Regions from separate parts of the Homo sapiens genome. Here region 2 is linked to region 1. A link is an interaction called in ENCODE POLR2A ChIA-PET data of the cell type or tissue named here. Cell type or tissue: PC-3. All regions are shown on one strand.

Evidence for each region. Peaks named below come from ENCODE experiments on the same cell type or tissue, not always from the same donor. Only the 100,000 strongest peaks of a DNase experiment are listed, where the experiment ranks them.
Region 2: POLR2A ChIA-PET joins it to region 1 with 7 read pairs; 1 of 35 experiments calls an interaction of 5 or more read pairs at or near these places.

What each region holds. Positions count from the first base shown.
Region 1 is chr2:108,589,667-108,597,666 of GRCh38, forward strand. The region is part of intron 1 of LIMS1 (LIM zinc finger domain containing 1); the gene reads left to right. Among named protein-coding and RNA genes, the nearest start is that of LIMS1, 59 kb to the left of the region's middle. RefSeq lists an enhancer at 4,230-5,429 and silencers at 4,621-4,710, 4,731-4,780. In PC-3, a CTCF peak has its summit at 7,834 (motif pointing right); DNase peaks (open chromatin) are centred at 4,075, 4,685 and 5,525; H3K4me3 peaks cover 1,710 bases; H3K27ac peaks cover 3,241 bases.
Region 2 is chr2:108,237,810-108,245,809 of GRCh38, forward strand. SULT1C3 (sulfotransferase family 1C member 3) reads left to right here and starts at 2,159. Exons shown (of 8, transcript NM_001320878.2): 1 at 2,159-2,274. In PC-3, no CTCF peak of the experiment used is centred here; a DNase peak (open chromatin) is centred at 5,992; H3K27ac peaks cover 544 bases.

The sequences.
Region 1 (8,000 bases):
ACTTTTGCTGCATCCCATAAGTTTTAGTATGTTGTATTTCCATCTTCATTTGTCACAAGATTTTTTTATATATCTCCTTTATTTTCTTCTTTAATTTCCCCTTTAATTTTTTCTTTATCTCGATAGTTGTTTAGGAGCATATTGTTTAATTTCCACATATTTGTTAATTTTCCATGTCCTCCTGTTACTTTAGAAACTATTCTAGTTTCATACCATTGTGATCAGAAAAGATACGTGATGTAATTTCAGCCTTCTTGACCTGTCCTGGAGAATGTTCCATGTGCACTTGAGAAGAATATGTATTCTGTTGCTGTTGGGTGGAATTTCCCCCAGCAGGCCACTCTTAAAGGAACTGTAATGCCTCAGACCTACATTTGGAAAACATTTATTAAGGGGTGATTATTTACCCACAGAAGAATCTTTTGCTTTACTACATGACTTGCCTTATACAGTGGACTTCCTAGAGATTTAAATGTATTTGCAAAAGCATTGATTTTACAGTTAACCTTCAAGAACATTAAGAGTGATACCGATTGCATGTGTAAGGCAGTCTCTTATATAGATGTATGTTGTGTGTATGTACACGTGTGTATATATGTACATTCACATACATAATCAGGAAATAAGGAATAGTTATAATGAACAGGAGAACACAAGTATTTTTCATGGATAAGAAAGAAAACATTAAAAAGAGGATGATCATTTTAATTTGGTCTTTTAGTTGATAAAAAGGGTACATGCTTTTTAGTTTGCAAACAACAAGGCACTTTGCATAGCTGATAGAATGAAAATAGAATAAAATATTCTGAATGAACATAAACACTTGGTGGTAGTTTAAAAAATATACAAAAATAACTAAACATCAGGCCATCACAGGTAGTGTCAAGTTTTTGAGGCTAACCAAAAAGAGCGGGGAACCCCCTTCAATTCTAAGAGACGGCACCATGGAGGTAGTGACTTTTGAGTTGGGCTTTGAAGAATTTGACAAATGATGGAAAAGAGTGTTGTTCTAGGCACAGTTGGCAACAGCTCGAGCAAAGGTTTGCAGGTCAGTGTTACTTCTCTCTTCAGAGTCCTCCATTGCCTTTCCATCTCACCTAGAATAACATCCAGTTTTTATGCTGGGCTGCAAGTGCTTTCTGGATCTACCCCCTGCCCTATTCCTTTCTGTGCTGTGTTTTCCGCTTTAGCCTGGAAGATTTGTTAAACAGGGGCTTTGTTTCCTCTTGTTCACCTCTGTATTCCCAGTGCCCAGAGCAGTAAGTGCTCAGTAAATAAATGTTGAATGAATGAAAGAAATTCAAAAATTATCTACTGTGCTGGAATGTTTGAAGGATAAGAATGGCAGGGAGGGAGGGTGTATGTGGAGTATTGGTCTTGAGGGCAGTGTAAAGTTTGGGGACATTAGGGAAGCATCTGTGATGTTGCAGTGAAGTGTTTGCTAATATTACAGTGTAGAGAATGGATTAGAAGGACTAAAGAGCAAGATAGCAATACCATACGAAAGGATGTGTCAGTGGGTCTTTCATTCAGTTGACATTTGAGTGGTTGCCCCATGCTAAGCACTGTGTTAGGTTCTGGGGACACAAAGGTGACTGAGAAATGGTTTCCATGGGTAATGCCAGATGTGTGAACATCCTGTAGCAAAGGACTGAGCAAATGATGCGGTGGGGCCTGAACCTGGGCGTTGTCAGAGGCGTGGGAAGGAGTCTGAAGTCTCATTGATAGTTTCTTGATGTCAGTAGTTCCGCAAGTTCCCAGAAAAAAGAGGAAGCCTTCAGTGAAACTTTTTTTAAAAAAAAATTGATTGATTGACAAGGTCTTGCTCTGTCACCCAGGCTACAGTACAGTGGCACGATCATGGCTCACTGCAGCCTTGACCTCCTGGGCTCAAGAAATTCTCCTGCTCCCGCCTCCCAAATAGCTGTGACTACAGGCACACACCACCATGCCTGGCTAATTTTTAAAATTTTTATAAAAACAGAGTCTCACTGTGTTGCCCAGGCTTGTCTTGAACTCCTGGCCTCAAGAGATCTTCCTGCCTTGGCCTCTCAACATGCTGAGATTACAGACTTGAGCCACCATGCTTGGCCTTTTAAGGGAACTTTTAAAAATGTTTTTAGTTTTTTTTTTTGTTTTTTTTTTTGAGACAGAGTCTCGCCCTGTCATCCAGGCTGGAGTGCAGTGGCATGATCACAGCTCACTGCAACCTCCGCCTCCCAGGTTCAAGTGATTCTTCTGTCTCAGCCTCCCAAGTAGCTGGAATTACAGGCACGCACCACCATGCCCGGCTAATTTTTGTATCTTTGGTAGAGACGAAGTTTCACCATATTGGCCAGGCTGGTCTCGAACTCCTGACCTCAGGTGATCCACGTGCCTCGGCCTCCCAAAGTGCTTGGATTACAGGTGTGAGCCACCACGCCCAGCCTAGTTTTGTTTTTTTCATGCGGGGACTTACAGTGATTTTAAATTGGGTCTTGCCCAAAAGTTAGCCATATGTTGATTGACCCATTAGTTCCAGGAGAAGGAGGTATACAGGAGCAGTGTTTTAGCTCTGAGTCGGTGTGTCACTTCTGAGGCGCAGTTTGTCAGAACAGTTACAGGATGAAATGTTGATGTCCTGTAGAGTGCTTGATTAAAATAAGTGAAGTGGCAGGTGGGGAGGTATTTTATACCCCAAATGTTGCCACAAATGTATGATAATATTGTTGGGAGAAAAGGATACTTTATCAGCCCAGATGGGACATATAATACAGAATCTAAAAAAATTGAAAAATAACTTATACCAATTTTTGTGTGTGGGAGGGGGGTGTGTGGAGAACAGGCAGAGATTCCCTTATAGGGCTTTAAAATGTGCTATGCTGAAAGAAAGTTTGTTTGCAGCCTGGGAAGACATTTAGACTACCAAGTTCTTCGGGTTCAGCTGTTTATGGTCTTTCTTGTCACTTATTTAACAGTTTCAGACCATAAGGAGCGTATACTTTTCTCACTTGTTCTTTATTCATTGAGCCTATTTATCCTTGAAATACTGTGGTGTAAGTTGAAAGACCTTGGGTTTAAATTTTACTTCTGCCATTTGTGTGATTTTGAACAAATTATTTAATATCTGAGTTGCAGATTCCTCATCTGTAAATGGCAATAGTATTTAATCTGTGAGTAGTGTATGTAAAAGGATCCTAGCTTGATATTTGGTGGGATCTAGGTGAACAACAAATGTTCCCCTTTTTATTGTATTAATAGTAAAATGTATATAACATTCAGTTGTGGAGGACACTTGGGTTGTTTCCATACCTTGGATATTGTGAATAATGCTGCTGTAAACATGGGTGTACACATACCTGTTTGCATCCTTGTTTTCAATTCTTTTGGATATATACCCAGAACTGGAATTGCTGGGTCATGTGGTAATTCTATGTTTAGCTTTTTGAGGGACTTCCAATCATTCTCTGCTTTTGTTTTTTAGTTTACTCTGCATCATTTATGCATATCTCCTTTAAGATCCAGAATTACTAGAGTTCAGGGTTTGAAAGCAACTAAATTCACTTTAGTGCCTGATAGTCTCATGGTTTTTCTCTACTTCCAAACATATCTAAACCTTATCCAAGCCTCCCACTGTGTGACTTCTACTGTGAAAAAAGCCATTCTTCTCTTTCTTTTGCTTTTTTCTTTCTTAAATCTTCTCCCCTTCGATTGCCTTTTCTTTCCCTCACTAATTCTTTCCTTCTCACCGCCTGCCTTCTATAAAGGAATGCTGGGGAAAAGGTCTTGCCGGAGTTACTTCTCCATCCCCACTCTCAAGCCTACCCAGACCTGGAGTTGCTGTCTTTGTGAAAAGGGACATAGACACAGAATGATATCCAGATGCTAGATTACGTCAATTTACAATAAACTTTAATTTAAGCCAGACTTTCAGAACAATTAGCACCTGTATAATACTAAAAAATGCCAAGTATCTGGGAAAGGTTGGGTGGGGAAGGAGAAAATAGTATCATCCATGGGGATGATTCAACTCTTAGGGCTGCCAGCCTAGCACACTGCTAGCAACAGCTGGGAAGAAATCATAAAGTGAATTTTCCACAGATAAACCAGCCAGAAATAACACCAGACTGCCAAGTCAGATGTGATTTCTTAGTCATAAAAGGTACTTTTCATTCCTGTAATCCTGATTGGCCTGGTCAGTAATTAAAAGTCAACATTCAGTTTTATTTTACTTATTTCTAGGACCATTGTAGAATCCTTCAGTCATTACATATCTGGTGAGACCCTAGTGGTAAGTAAAGGATATCCATGCACTTGAGGGGAAGGAAGTGTTCACACATGAAATAGCTAGAATAGTAACAAAGCTCCCTTTAAATTCAGACAATAGCAGTGAGCTACTGGTAACAGCCCAAAGGAGAAAATGAGCAGCAGCCAGAATTTTGAGATTAATTTTAATAATTTATTAATGAATGCACCAGCAGAGAAGAGGTGGGAAGGATATGGTCGACAAGTGGTAGGAGTAAAAAATTCAGCTGTGGGGAAGGGGTAGCTTTTGCTTAGAAAGTTCACCACAGACCCCTGCCCTCTAAGTTATGGTGAATTCTGTGGAAGTGATTAGAGTGGAGAAAAAGGAACAAAGAGGGTTGGAATCCAGACGTTCCATGACTAACCCCAAGATGACTAAACCAGCTACTGAATGCACCCACAGAAAGGGAAGTGACATTTACTGAGAACACATTTAGTGTTGCTGAACGCTTAAAATGCTTTCTTTGTGTTCTCAGTCCTTACCAGTCTGTGAGGGGGGTTTATTTTGTCTACATTACAGATGAAGAATCTCACCTGCAAATGAAGAAAGTTGGCTGGCCGACAGGAGATCGTTTGAAATGAAAGGATTCCAGGGTTTCTTTCTACTGAGCGTATTCAATAAGCAGGGCTTATTATACTATCTAGAATGGTGCTATCCTGTAGAAATACAATGTAAGCAGCATGTGTAGTTTTAAGATTTTCTAGTAGCCATTTAAAACAGGAAAAAAGAGATAGGGAAGATTAATTTTAATAATATGTTTAATTTAACCCAGTATATCAAACTGTCATCATGTCCAAGCTATATACATATCATGTCATCAGCATTTTAAAGTTACCAGGAGAATTCAGTGGGTACTTTAAAGTCCATCTGAATTCAGACTAGCCACATTTCAAGTTGCTACATGTGACTACTGGCTACCAAAGTAGACAGCATAGCTCTAAAAAAAAGGTAGACAGACTCATCCTAAAAAAAAATCGAATGTAGAGGCCCTGCTTTGAAGTCATTGAGAGGAATTATGGTGGGGCAAGAAAGCAGCTTCACCTGAGATGGAAAGCTCTGTGGAAGGAAGGTACCATACATAAAAGCAGGGCTGCTCTTGAAAGAATGTGACCATATCATGCAAGGACATTACTGACTGAAGGGCTATTTATGGAGAGCAGTAAGGTCATACCGACCTTTATCACCACTGCCAGTCGTGACCACAGGAAGGCCCTGTGGTGTTGACTGCTAGATGCTGAACCGTATTTGGGTGGGGGTTGCGAGGATGCTGTGTCTTGGCAAATCTACTAACCATTAGGAGTGGAAACCACAGCCTTTAATGTATGTGTGGATGTCATTCCCAAAGAATCTTTTCTTCCAGTGCCTTTTTCAGATGAGGAGGTGTAATGTGTGCTTGAGGAAGTAAGCATGAACAAACTACCTTATATGGGAATTCCCAGACCTCAGCTCCACCCAGACCAAGATAAATGATGGTTTCAGACTGCTATTCCAGCAAAACAGGGACCATCCTATATTTATAATATTCAGTCATTTCTTCCATGCTTTCTTACTTTAAAAAATGTTCTTGAAATTTTCCCTTGGTCTTCTTTCTTCTTGTGATTCTGCCTACTTTGTTGCCTTTGTCCCACTTAACTATTTTCTTCAGTTTTTCCCATTGTACTTGGTTTATTTTGTTGTTGTTGTTGTTGTTCTGTAGTCAACTGTGTACTAGGAATCAGTGTACCCCCCAGGTCCTGTTCTTGGCTCTCAACTGTGGGACTTTCATTCTGTTCCTTCATCTGAAAAATGAAAAACATTAGAATTAGAGTCCTTTATAATCTTTTAGGGCCCTCATTTTGCAGCTCGTTTGGAGCCTCTTTTTTTTATTGTGGTAAAAAACACATAAAATCTACCACCTTAATCATTTTTAAACTCAACAGTTCAACAGTGTTAAGTACACAAGAAGTTGCACCTATGATAAAATGTGAAATAAGATCTAGAGGCTTGAGGAGAACCTGAGGTTATCTGTGGAGGGTGGAAGGCTTATGCTGAAGTGGCCCCCTGAGAGCAAAGATCAGGAGTAAGGGACGATCTCCTAGTATTCACTTGCAGAAGTGACTTAAAGCTGCTAAAAGGATGTGTGTCAGGGCTTTGGCATTCTGCCGCAGACATAGAAAGACCTGATACTGTTTTGACTTCATGTGTCCCTGTAGCCATTCAGCGGCCAACATTTGTATAGTACTTTATCTTTCTCAGCTTATTTCTAATTAGCGATAATTAATACTCTTAGTATTAATACGAGTTAATTTGTAATTCTTACAAAAGAGTGTGAGATAAATGAGCATGTGCTGTCTTTAATTTCCAAAGGAGGAAATGAAAGGGTCCGTGGAAGATGAGCTGTAGCTGTGGAAGGGGCAGAAAAGCCAGAGGGTGGCTCAGGAGTCTGGTGTTATATATGATAACATTTTAAAAATAAGAGGTGAGGAAAATGGGAGCACACTTTTTGGAAGATTAACATAAATGTAAAATGATTTACAGAACAGATCAATGGAATTCAGTTAGGTCTCAGATTTTACTTTCCCCATTAGGGATGTATGTAAAGAAAGGGCATGTTGGCCGGGCATGGCACACGCCTGTAATCCTAGCACTTTGGGAGGCCAAGATGGGCAGATCACCTGAGGTCAGGAGTTTGAGACCAGCCTGATCAACATGGAGAAACCTCATCTCAACTAAAAATACAAAATTAGCCAGGCGTGGTGGTGCATGCCTGTAATCCCAGCTACTCAGGAGGCTGAAGCAGGAGAATCGCTTGAACCTGGGAGGCAGAGGTTGCTGTGAACCGAGATCACGCCATTGCACAGCCTGGACAACAAGAGCAAAACTCCGTCTCAAAAAAAAATAAAAATAAAAAGGAGGGGGGCATGTTGAGGAAATAGGAACTTGAAGTACTTGGGATGGTTCATTAATTTCCCTACGAAACATCTGTTTTTTTTTTTTTTTTTTTTTTTGAGTCTTGCTCTGTTGCTGAGGTGCAGTGGCATGATCTTGGCTCACTGCAACTTCTGCCTCCTGGGTTCAAACGATTCTCCTGCCTCAGCCTCCCGAGAAGCTGGGATTACAGGCACGTACCACCACACCCAGCTGATTTTTGTATTTTTAGTAGAAGTGGAGTTTCCCCTTGTTGGCCAGGCTGATCTCGAACTCCTGACCTCAGGTGATCTGCCTGCCTCAGCCTCCAAAAGTGCTGAGATTACAGATGTGAGCCACCGTGCTTGGTCAAAACATCTTAATTTGACCTTTTTTTTTATTCACAGACCACTTTGAGACTCAACACTTAACGACATTCATAGAAGAAAATGCACAAAGGCACATGCATAGAAAGTTTTTGTATAACTTCCAGGAATTCATGCCCCCAGTGCAGCCACAGCAACACGTGATTGTAATGATGATTGCATTTCTGAAGACTTTTTAAAAGCATTTTTTTGGATAGAAGAGTTAAAATGTTGTGAATTCTTGATAAATTGAATAAGCAACAAATACACTAGCAGTCACTAGAGGGTGATGTTTTCTAGCATACAACATCAAGTTCTTTCCGGCAGGTTGCCATTGTAGGTTCCTGTGTATGTGCTTGCTTGTACGTATGTCTGTGTGAAAGAGACAGAGGCACACACACAGACTGTCTCTACCTGCATAACTAAAAGAATTTCTTTGTGCATGTTTCTTTTTTCTCCTTTTC
Region 2 (8,000 bases), 350 kb before region 1:
TGCTGATCCTGGTTATATTGATATAAAGATAAATAGTGGGGCTGGGGGCAGTGGCTCATGCCTGTAATCCCAACACATTGGGAGGCCAAGGTGGGTGGATCACAAGCTCAGGAATTTGAGACCAGCCTCGCCAATATGATGAAACTCCATCTCTACTACAAATACAATAATTAGCCAGGTGTGGTGGCATGTGCCTGTAGTCCCAGGTATTCGGGAGGCTGAGGCAGGAGAATCACTTGACCCCAGGAGGTAGAGGCTGCAGTGGGCCAAAATCGCACCACTGCACTTCAGTCTGAGCAACAGAGCAAGACTCAATCTCAAAAAAAAGATTTTTTTTTTTTTCATAAAAAGAAAAAGATAAATAGTGGGCCCTAAACTAGAAATTCTGGCAAGGTGGAAACCTCAGGTACAATTCTAAGCCTTTTGAAGTTGTTAAAATGGAAAAAAGCTAAAATTGACTAAGACCTAACAAAAGATACCACATAGACAGGGGATCAAATTGTCAAATATGTGCAGTGAAAAGAAACCACAGGGAGAGACAAAGAGATGCAAGTAGACCAGGTTCTCTGCCCTTGGATCTTAACACATGCAGTTCTTCCCTCCAAAAGGAGACCAGAGACAGCACAAAACAACAAGCATGCAGAGATGGTTTTGTGACAATTACAGCATCTGTTTAGGCAAGGGGACTCTATCCAAGAAAACCTCCCAGTTCTTCCTACACCAGCCCCTAGGACAATTATCAAAATTGTTATTGGCTTCAGGTCTGTCATGACAGTGTGACCAAATGATCCAATTGGACGGGGACTGTCCTTTTAGCTGGAAAACTCCCACTTCTTACCTTGACAGTCAATGTAATCAACAGAACCTCTTTTCACACTCACATTTTTCCTGTTTTGATATGTTCACCCCTTAAAGAAGGTCTGTAGCAGGAATGGTCATGTTTCACAGTGAGAACATTCTATATCATGCATATGTAATGGAAACTATAAAGGGAGCATTTTAGTCCTCCTCCTCCACCAGGAGTTTTCACAAACAGACCTCATTTAGGTTTTCTGCAAGACATCAGCTCAGCAGCCAAGTGTAATGATGATATGAACCACCACGTGCCGGACATCCTTTGTCCTGGGCACTGTTCTGATGCTCTACATAATTCACGTCACATGATTCCTAAAACCAGGTTGCCAGATAATGGAGAACACAGCCATATGGCTTCAAAGTCATGCCCTAAGGCTCTGTGTTTTAGTGCTCAATCATCAGGAACAAAAGTTCAGAAAGAGATTAAAAAGCAATGACTTTGTCTCAAAAGTATAACTGAAATTGAAGATTAGGAATGGTCTCTGGGAGTCTTGCAAAACAGAGGACAGACAATGTAAATATATGGAATTTTAACAATGAACTCTGTACAATATTTACTTAACTCCAGTATACTGAGTGTTACTATGTATAATAAAAAGAGTAAAATCAATAATTAGATCATCTCAACAGATGGAAATTTTACTAAGCACCAGGTGAGGAGTGCAAGATCAGAAGCTCTGGAGACTGTTCTCCCCTGCCCACACCCACTGACAACCACAGTGTGTCCCACTGCATCCACTAACCCCGACATTCTTGCCCTGAAATACACACACACACACACACACACACACACACACACACACACACAGAGGGGGACATGGAGGTTTCATGGTTTTATTACAGGCCTTGTGGTTTCCTAAAATGAACTTTCTTCTACACCAATTTTAACTACGGATTCAGTAAAGAGGCAATAGAATATATTTTCTACAGGGTCAAAGGGAACAGGATGAAATAATTGTGCAAGTTCCTGTCCTGAGAGCTGGTCTGGGAAGACCTTCAGTATAAATATGGGCTCCCTGGGATAATTAATGAATTATTGGTTTGTATTCCCTCATGTTGGACCTGTTCATTTACATTCTGAGTAGCTGGTATCAAAAAGGGAGCAGCGACCCTCAACTTTGTGGTATCTGCAGAGAGCCAAGCCAGGACTAGATTTGTACCTTGGGGAGTACATCAGGATCCAGTGGAGGCAGAACACAGCAGCAGGTGCAAAGTCCTGCCCTGGCATCAGCCTTACCCCAGGCTGACACACCCACCCCACCCATCCTCCCAGGTTTATAAGCTCTGGACAGTCAGCACCATCCTCACCTGCTGTGCTCTTGCTTGCACAGTGTCCTGGAGCTGGACCTGGCTCTGGGTTTCCAGGAAGCAGTTTGACTAAAGGCAGCAAGCTGCTTCCTCTGCTGCCTGAGATACCAGGTAAGCCTCACCCTCTTAGAGACTCTCATCCTAGTGTCTGACGACCACCAGGCCCTGGAAAAGGGTCGGGATATTCAACCCTTGTTAATCATATAAAAAATAGCTTTGGAGCCTTTAGACTTTGCAGCTCCAAATAAAACTCAGGTAAGTCGTGAACTGAATGCCTCATGCATCTTCAGATGGTATTGGGTCCTGAGGTAACACTGAAGCAGAAGTCTAACTCTATTTAGATATCTTTCCCTGATGGTCTGAAAGAATGAGATGCTAAATGCATTCAATAATTTTGATTTGATCTTTAAATACCTGTAACCCTATTGCAAATAGTAGAGTGAATATAGCAATTCCCATAAGTGTGGTGCAGTAGATAATTTCCATCTAAAATTTTACTTACCAAGATATAGAATTTCCCTTTGGGGGTCTGTGAACTTTCTTAGTTTTATTTTCCCAAACAAAGAAACCTCCAGATTATGGGTGGGCACCCTACTTACTTTTATTACCTGGCAGAATTTGCAGGATCATTGCCCAGAACTAGCATATTGATTCAGATTTTTACATTACCCATCCCTTTTTGTTTCTTCCAAGCTGTAGGAGATACCACTTGATTCACAGGAATAAGCAGGGTTCGTCTAAAATGTAGGCAAAAAGCTTCAAAACAATGAAAGAGACTAGAATTTAATGACAAATATATGATAACATTTGGAACACAATTTCTCTCTCCAGTACTCATTTTTGGTAAAAACAAATTATGATAAGACCATGTGTGCTGTGGGTAGAATACACTATAGTCTTATACTTGGCCTGATTATTTGCATAATGTGCAGCAAGAATGGTTACATCTACATATGCCTTTTGGATTGGCTTTGAAGAAACTGTTCCACAAGGAATTTCAGATAAGACATTTAAAGCCGAGCCCAGCCATGGTTCGTATCCTCCATGAGTTGTGTGAGTCTTTCTCTTGAGTTCCCAAGATCAACATGGAGTTAGTTCCCAGACCTGTTAGAAAGTGACATTCCTGACTGACCAGAGGTTAGGAACCCTGTGCCACACTGTGTAGACAAGGTATGAGGCCAGCTCTCCCCAAGAGGCTTTATTGGCTCTGCGTGTCACGCTTGATTCCTCAAAGGGAAACACACCCTTTCAGTCAAAGCATATGTAAAATAACCAGTTTTTCCAATTGTGTCCTGTTGACAAAGAAAAATGGATTATTGTCACACTGATGCAAACAACTATATTGCCGTAAGTTAAGAGTACTCATAGATAGTCTCCTAATTCTAGAGGAACCAGGCAGAGAAAAATAAACATGCTCCAAATTTGGTTCACAATATGTACCTTACTCAATTATTAAAAGCCATAAATAGTTAAAAATAAGTTTACTTGATGATACAAAATAAAACAAGCATCAGCAATATTCCAAGCAAAAGTTTAAAAGCTTGCTTTAACTTTTTGGGTGCAGTCCACTTAGTTAACTCTTGTCTTGCTTGATATTTAAGGAACAAAGCAAGAAAACAATTGTCTGTGAATGACAAAATTTCCCGGATAGTTACAGTTAAAAACATGACTGGGACAGGTCGTGGTGGCTCATGCCTGTAATCCCAGCACTTTGGGAGGCCCAGGTGGGTGGGTCATGAGGTCAGGAGATTGAGAGCATCCTGGCTAACATGGTGAAACTCCGCCTCTAGTAAAAATACAAAAAATAAGCTGGGCATGATGGCGGGTGCCTGTAGTCCCAGCTACTCAGGAGGCTGAGGCAGGAGAATGGCATGAGCCTGGGAGGTGGAGCTTGGAGTGAGTAGAGATGGCGCCACTGCACTCCAGCCTGGGTGACAAAGTGAGACTCCATCTCAAAAAAAAAAAAAAAAAAATCACTGGAAAACCTGGTTAGTAAGCGATTTTAATTATATACCAGGTGTGGATCCTAGGACCCAGACAGAAACGCAAATAAAGTTTGACTTTTCAGTATCTAACTCCATGTGTCCCAGGCCTTACTTATCTGTAAAGCAGGCAATATACAACCTGGGAACATTTAGCAACCCTGGTATCTAAGTTATATGATTCAGACCACCTATTTGCATTTTGACGACACTTGTATTCTACCAATAATTCTTAAGAGTATTTTTAATTCTTAAAGCCATGTGAACTAAAAACGTATTTGATTTAAGCAATTATTTTTCTTTAAGCCAATCAATTAGAGCTCTTTTTGCAGACATTACACACAAAACATATATAGCAGCACAGACAGAAGATTCAGCACTTGTTAAGATTTTTCATTTGCCAGTTTTTTAATTGGATTACTGGCTTTAGGGTGGAGCCCTTGGAGGAGCAGGGTCAGGTACCATGCATTTTTTAGTGCCTAATAAGCAGACACAGCTGAAGGCAATTAGCCCATCCCCCCATAGAAGTCTTATTTTTTAGTGGAGGGTGGGGATGTTTTCATACCTTTCAGGTGGCCAAGAGCATGCTTCTCTGATTTATTACTACTCCTAGCCGTCCCTTACAGTGTATTTTCTACCTGGTTATTAAACAGCAAATCTCTCTCATAATGTGAAGTAATGTGAAACCCCCAAAACATAAACAGTATATAACACAATACATAACAGAACAGAGTCTTTGATTTTGAGAGGAAACTATCTACTTTTAATTTTGGGGGCTTCGTGGGAAAAACAGAGGGCTTTTTATTTTCCCAAAACAGGGTCTGTGGCACCTCCTCTGTTTTTCCCAAGGAGTCCCATGCTACCAGAAGTTATCTTTGGGCCTCTCATGCATGCATTAGGAGTGGTAAGACAAAAAATAGAGAAAAATAATTCAGTCGACTGAGAGGAAAAAAGGCTTTTTCCAGAAAAACTTTTAAATATACCTATAACTTGAATATCCATTTTTAATTAAGCTGAGCACTCTTTAAGAAAATCCTTTTAAATCCCTTTTTACTCGACTTTAGCCATGCCAAGCAGTTAAGATTTTTGACTTTTCAATTTTACAAAAAGTAACCTTACAGGTGAAACCAATGAGCCTTAATTAGGTTATGATTTAACCGTGAGTGTGCAAGGCATTTTCAAAGGAGGGTAAGCAGCTTTTGAAACTATCATTGCAAAATTGTAACTGAGACAGTGAAAGACATCTGACCCAAACAGCTCCATTTTGTTTCCAGCGCCCGAGCTGTCCTTGCCCATCCCTGGGGACAGGCTTCACCAACTTTGGGAGGAACCTGGTTTACAGTTTATACTTTAAAACAAAGATGGTAACAGCTCCTTCTTAAGATATGTTTCCAGGGCCGGGCGCGGTGGCTCACACCTGTAATCCCAGCACTTTAGGAGGCCGAGGCAGGTGGATCACGAGGTCAGGAGATCGAGACCACCCTGGCTAACACGGTGAAACCCTGTCTCTACTAAAAATACAAAAAATTAGCCGGGAGTGGTGGTGGGTGCCTGTAGTCCCAGCTACTTGGGAGGCTGAGGCAGGAGAACAGCGTGAACCTGGGAGGTGGAGCTTGCAGTGAGCTGAGATTGAGCCACTGCACTCCAGGCTGGGTGACAGAGCAAGACTCTATCTCAAAAAAAAAAAAAAAGATATACTTCCCTCTTGCCTGGGAACAAGACCAAAAAACTAGCCAGAAGTCTTGAAACCATCCCTTAGGAGTCATGCAGCAAGAGACTATGAGATTTTGACCCTCCCTAAACTGCTTTCAAGATCAGTGCTTAAGATATTTTGTAAACTCTACCCTTGATGAATCAGCTAGCACCACCCGATTGACAAACTGGCTTATATGATTTTTTGGCCCTTACTCAGGAACTGACTTAGCACAAGAAGACAGCCACCATTGTAAAAAGGCTGAGAGTAAAGTATATTATTGCCATGTAGTTACAGGTCATGTATCCAGACATGAAACAAGATGGAGGCCTGTGGCCAAGTTTGTTACTATTATGTTGGGCTGGCTTGAACCGCAGACTTGTGGGGTCCTGGGCCTGCATCCTAACCTAAGGTATCTTTTCTTTGACAGAACCATACAGAAAGACATGCAAAGCACACCAAATTGTCTACAGCTTAAGATCAACAAAAATCCTTTTTCATTAATTATAAATTCACAGAGAATATAAACAATGATCCTTATTATCCCCTTTACTGGCTCACACAGGGAGAGAGAAGCCAAAAGCCCAACTGGTAAGAAATTTTTACCCTTTTGCCAGCATATCACACTTCTGGGTTCCCTTCCCCCTAGCTCAACTCTAAGCCAAGCATTTTTAAGTTTGGAAAATTAACTTTTCCCAGGTTAAGGGGACATTATAAAAGAGATAGAACCATTATAAACCATAAAAGAAGAAAAAATACTACAGAAAGGAGTTCCAATTACAGTTGTTATGAGGTATCGCCTCTCTTCCTATTGGGAATGGTGTTTTGCCTATATTTTTGCCTTCCCTATTTTTTTCTTTTCCATTTTGGCACACTATAGGAGACATATTACTTATTTCCAAAATTCTCATCTGCTTGCAGAGCTGCCTATTTTAGCTACAGTTAGGGTTTGGCTTAGGAGCAGCATAACTTTCCTCCATGAGAGGGCAAATAACTGAGTTAAATTTTGGAAAGCTTCTATATAGCTATCAGGGTGGTCAGAAAATCAGCCTAAGTCTGCCTTTACTTGTCTAAAGTCCTGCAATGAGAAGGGAACTTGAAGGCACCCCCAAATAAGGGAATCCTCAGGTGGTTTCCCAGGACCTTGCTTTTCTAATTTTGGGGAATTATTCTCTTTGGGCCTGCCTGATATGATTGCTAAAAGAGCTGGGTTGATTTTGCAACACTTGCAAAGGTCTAGTACAAAGGCCACACTCTTGTGCAAAAGAAAATAAGCCACTTTTTCTTCAAAGTTTCAAGGATGAAGGAGTCCCAGTGCTTCAAAATACACTCCAGGGGAGTGCATGTTGAAGATGATCTGTTACCCATCTAAAAACAGAAGTGAGAATAAAAGTGTCCTTTTAGTCTCCTTCCTTTCGGTATTGTGATCAAGGATGGAGAAGAAAACAGTAGAGGGCATTCCTCAACTATTTTCTGTCTTTGGCTCCTGAATCCTGGCACCCATTTAAATGTGCCACCCATGACTGCAGACATGACCCTATAAGTCATGGCCCCAGAGGAACTAAACTTTTGGGCCTTAGTCATACTGTCCACAGGCAGTCTTAGTCTTCTGCCTTTTATTTCCCTTTGACCTCCTAGACTTGTGTGGCCTGCGTGCCTTCCAAAAAAAAAATGAATTTCAAGAAAAATCACATAATTGGGCAAGGCCCCTTTAAGGGAGGGAGCATGCTAGATTGAACTCTATATCCTGCTATGATGGCCTATGCTAAAGCATTTACCCATAGAAAAAGGGTTCTGGTTAACTTCCAGACTTAGAATCCCTTTACTAATTAAGCACTGTCTGAATAGGAGACAGAATAGGTGCCTTAAAGGAACACGGGAATTGAATGGCCATTTTCTGGCCAATGGGACAATCAAGGAGTAGCTAGGAAGCAGGGTAACACGGTTGTAGTAGCTAGGAAGCAGGGTAACAAGACCCTAGGCTGCACACAACGCGGGGACCCTGGGCCTAGTCCACAAAACCATTTTTTCCTCCCAGGCTTCCGGGCCTGTGATAGGAGAGGCTGCCATGAAGACTCCTGACAAGCCCTGGAGACATTTTTCTCATTGTCTTGGAGATTAACAATCAGCTCCTCATTACTTATGCAAATTTCTGCAGCTGG